Regions from separate parts of the Mus musculus genome. Here region 2 is linked to region 1. A link is a loop called in an ENCODE intact Hi-C map of the cell type or tissue named here. Cell type or tissue: left cerebral cortex. All regions are shown on one strand.

Region 1 (2,500 bases):
ATATTTTATTAAGAGTAAAATTATTCTACAAATAGCACATATAAACTACAATTTATAAACTTTGAAAATATGCTATATACTAAAATTATTTAACTTTATACCCTATAACATTAACAAACTGAAATGTATAATTATGCAAGAATACTCAATGAAAGCGGAAGAGAACACAGAGAAAAATATTAATAATTACTACTATGTTAGTTGAGTTTCTTTTATTGTGATAAAACACCGTGTCCAAAAGACAGGAAATGGCTTATTTCTGTGTACATGTCCCTAACGTCTTCCATAATAAAAAGAGGTCAGTCAATGCAGGAACTCAAAGCAAGAATATCAAGGCAGGAACTATAGACAAGGCCATGGAAATTAACTGCTTATGGTCATGCTTGTGGCTTGCCCAATTTGCTTTGTTTTAGAACTCAAAACTATGTGCCTAGAAATGACGCAACCCACAGAGAGCAAAAGCCTAATCCTATGGGTATATTTCCTTCTTCAAGATTACTTCTTCCCTGAAGACCCAAGCTTGAGTCAAGTTAGCTTATACCCAGAACAATGCTATAAATTGATTTTCAGAAATATTTTTCTACTTGAATTTTTTGTTTTAATACATGTACTCCTGGAAGCTCTTCAAATCTTTTCCTTTAGGGGATTTGTGATAGTTTAAATATCTAGTTTAATAGTAATTATGATTACTGTAGCATTTCCTTCCATGTATGTTAAAACATGAAAATATAAATGTATTTCCTCCAGGTAATAGAAAATGCAATCTACTATTTTCAAAGTTTAATTTTGTATCCTTGGAGTAAGGGAAGAAGTTGACATGTTATCTTCTATACAGTCAAATTTATCCATTTCCCTATAATAAAAGTGTTTAAAATAATGACATATTAAATGTCTAAGAACATTTTATTAATAATTAATTGACACAATCAAGTACTTACTCAACTGAACTGAACATGTTTAATTCTAAACTATTTTTTGTCTTCAGCATTCCTCAATGTACATGTTTTGGGCTTTAAATGAGAAAATACCACCCTTGAGCAAACAACACATCCACTAGGTGGTAGTATGTCCTTTCTTATTTTACAGAATATACTTAATTTTAAATCATTTTCTTAAATATTTATTTTGAAGAATGCTGCTAGTTTACTTGAAAAACAAATTTAGAACAGTGTTAAATGTGTATTACTTTACTGTGCAATGTATGTTTATTTTTGTCATTTTAAAAATTTATATTTTATGCATCCTTATTGTGAATATTATAAGAACAATTACTGATGCAGTCTCACATTTTTAGATATTTTAGTGCTTAAAAATGTACACATGGTAAATTCTTGACATAAAAATATGACAGTTTTTATCATAACATATTAAAATATTTTCTACTTTGTCTCATGTATATTTTACACATTAACTGTTTATACTCTAGAAAAACCATCTTCAACCTAATACAAGCTAAGAATAGATTTGTTTGATTGTATACATGTTGTTGTTAATATTATATTTTGAAATAAAAATTCACAGGGAAGCAGAAAAGTAAACTCATAAACAGTATTTTATATAAAAAGTCATTGAACAATTAGTTCTTTTCTTTAGTTCATTCCCCAAACACTCTCTGTAAAAAAGAGATTAATTGGATGCTGTATTCAGTAATCAAACAAATATCAAATGCTTTTTACACCTTGTTCCATCTCTACCTTTTCAAACTGCTGGGTATATCATTCAAGAAAAGTTTATAATTTACATATTATAAATTATAAGAGTACACAACCAATTTGATTTTTTTAACTTGTCACTTTAGAAGTTTTGAAGTTTAAAAAGTCTGTTTGGAGATTTATTTTATTAAAATATTCTGAAATGCTCCAGGGTTCCAGGTAATGGCTGCATTGCTTAGATGCACTGCAGTAGTCAAGGCCTTGGCTTGATTCCTAGTGCACTGGGAATATGCATTCCGAAAACCAAAAATGTGCCACAGTTTAATTATAAAGATTTTCATACCATAATTATTCATGATGCTAAGACCTTGACACTTATTTTCTATCTTTTGCATAAAATATAAATCTTCATTATTAAGATATTTGAAGAAAAATAATCATAATTGATTTTAATATTTTTATTGATTATTTTGGAATATCATATAATATACCTTGGTTACCCTTACTTCCAAGTCCTCTCAGGTCTGGCCCCTCAACCTACTGCCAACACCCACCACCCCCAAAGAAAACCAGGTCCACTTTGCGTTGTCCATATAGTCAGTGGAGGATGGTCAAACTAGAGATGTCCAACCTCTTCAAGTAAAGTGAGACCTCCCTTATGCCCACCTGTGGCAGCAGCCACATCTATCATGCAAAGCTACACTTAAGAATCTAATCCTGTGTAGGTTGTTTGTTTAGGGTGGGGTTGGGTGGTGTTACAGAAGACTTCCATGTCTCTCTTTCTCTACTGTGAGTCTACAGTCATTGTCAATCACATGTGTTTCATGGGAATAGTAACAATTTTAAGA
Region 2 (2,500 bases), 1.3 Mb after region 1:
TGAAGTTAATAGGTCTTGTTAGCTAATTATGGGATTGGCATCCACTTAAGTTAGTTTTTTTTTTTTCACTTGAGCCATTTTCTTCCATTCTACTGTTGTGGTTCAAAACGTTTTGACTACTTAAAAGGGAATACATCATCGTTGTCTTTCCCCAGTCAAACTGCACACCACTTTCTCAAGCAATAGCTTCAATCATGCTTCATAAAATCCCCTGCAAGTATATTGTTGGAAACGTAAATCAGCCATTTGAGCTTTTAGTATTTCCAAGGCAAACCTGAGGGTCACTGTCTTGTAGGTTTTCATGGCTCCATCAAAAAAAAAAAAAAAAAAAAAAAAAGAAAGAAAGAAAGAAAGAAAGAAAGAAAAGAAAAAAAGAACAAACAGAAATGCAAGTTACACATGGTTCATTAAAAAAAGAGAAAAAAAAAATAGCTCCCAATGGTGTGTCTGATACTTGCGGCTGCACCCGTAATTAGAGAAGAAAACAGCAGCCTAGAGAAATTTAGACTCCTGGATAAGGATTTCTGTTTCCAGGCGTCTTTGACTTCCTTACAGCACATGGCACAGCGATACTACATGCTTGTTCACAGAAAAGCTGGTTCCCCCGGATACTCCACTAAGGGTGTCTGCATGGCATGCCACTGCACGAGACAGAGAGATCTTCTTTACAAAGATGCCATCCGTCTGTCCTGTTTCATTGACGAGGAATATGGGTTCCCCTGCAGGCAGGCTTCCTTGCCACAGTTCTCCTCTCTAACCACCCTGCGTGCTGATTATAAATCAGCTAAATCACAATTTCAAATACAGGCTACATCTAGAGACCCAAAGTGTATCTGCCTTTGTGCACTGTTTATGCCTAGCTACTTAAGCATTCCAACCTCTCCCCTTTCCCTGAATTCCAGCACACTTGGCATCAGCGATGATAAATGCACAGACTCTACAACTGGGATGATTTCCTCCAGACAGCGCATCAATCGGCACAAACTTGCCCCCATATTACTTCACACTACACTCTCCTAATTGCAATTGCATCTAAGTTAGATTTTTCAGACTGCCTTGTTTGAATTCAGAACTGCCTCTCCATGTTACAAATGAACAGTTAAACACAACTACCAACCCAACCCACCCACAAAATGACAGCTCTGTATCTTGTAGTGAACAAGTGTATGCTGATCTTTGCAAGAGAGGTGACTGGATTAATGAACAAGACTAATATGAGCTTCCGATGGATCTATCTGCAATTTTTTCTGAGACTGAAATATTACCCATCCTCTGTTAGGATGGCAGAAAGAGGCACTTTATAAATGAGAGCAATATCTAGCATGTGAATTTGTACTTCAGAACATAAAAATCTACATCCAATCGTGGTTCATCATTTCACTGTAGTTTCAGAGAAAGACAGAGAAAGGAAGTCTTTACATCCAAAATGCCAAGCCCTACTGAGGGATGATAGAAGGACAGTGGGTGCAAGAGCAGAAACAAGCATTTCTTGCTTAAAATGGAGTTATACCACCCCCTGCTGGAGCACATGAGCAACGCAGAAGCGGTGGGGAAAAATGCTTAGAATTGGATCTAGAGAACATATTTTAACTTATCTTGCATTTTATTAATTTCATAGAAAATGCCGCACAAATAATATGGCATTCCTGCACTTTCATGTAATAGGAGAATTATGGATATTACCTTTGCCTTTAAGACTTCCACCAGTGCATATTTTGGTATTTTGTCTCCCCCCAATTAAATGTCCAAACTTGTCTGGACAGTTCAAAACGTTTCAAATGATTGTGAATATATTTTATGTGAACGTAGACTATGGAAGGCAGAATGATAAATTCATAATGCCTATCATCTATATACAGATTAGCAAAGATTGCTTCAACCAATTGTCCCTAGGGCTATTCTAACACGTTTTTTCTCTCTCTCCCCCACCCAAATTAAAAAATAAATAAATAAAAAGCTCCCCAGTACTCCCAGTGCTCCCCAACCTTCCAAATCCCTTACAGGTGCAATTCAAATCGAATGATAGATCGTGTTCAGATTATGCTATATTCAAAGGAGGGGGGGTCACAATGAACGCCTGCAACACAACCCTAGTTTTAGCCATTTGCTGTTTTACAGCATCTATGGCCCCTGTTAGTTTCCAACATAAATAAGCCATCAAACGTTCACTTCACAGCCCACCCACCACCCCCCAAAAAAAAAAAAAACTGGTGTTGGGAAAGAAGAAAAGAATCTCTAAGAATTGAATTTCTTGCACACCACAGAGATTTTTGATAAACGACTTTAATGCTGGTAGTTTTTGCCTCTTCTGTAAAACATCACCATGCCCTTCCCTTCCGCAACCTCAGATATTTAACTGTGAATACACACCAACACACTCATCCAATTTCGGGTAATAAGAGAGAATAAGCCAAAAAAAAAAAAAAAAAAAAAAAATCCCAGAAGCTGGAGCAATTTTCCCTCCCATGATCTCTTTCACACCGACGATGCTTATCTCCAA

The links. A loop is a pair of places that touch in the nucleus more often than their neighbours do. Peaks named below come from ENCODE experiments on the same cell type or tissue, not always from the same donor. Only the 100,000 strongest peaks of a DNase experiment are listed, where the experiment ranks them.
Region 2: it touches region 1 in a loop (10-fold over the local background); 8 of 42 quality-filtered maps call a loop at or near these places.

Annotation. Positions count from the first base shown.
Region 1 is chr16:82,520,331-82,522,830 of GRCm38, reverse strand. No RefSeq gene overlaps it. Among named protein-coding and RNA genes, the nearest start is that of Gm23355, 22 kb to the left of the region's middle. In left cerebral cortex, a CTCF peak has its summit at 1,049 (motif pointing right); a DNase peak (open chromatin) is centred at 1,042.
Region 2 is chr16:81,201,187-81,203,686 of GRCm38, reverse strand. The region is part of intron 1 of Ncam2 (neural cell adhesion molecule 2); the gene reads right to left. Among named protein-coding and RNA genes, the nearest start is that of Ncam2, 1.7 kb to the right of the region's middle. In left cerebral cortex, CTCF peaks have their summits at 738 and 1,523 (motif pointing left); DNase peaks (open chromatin) are centred at 762, 1,022, 1,501 and 1,975; H3K4me3 peaks cover 2,500 bases; H3K27ac peaks cover 2,500 bases.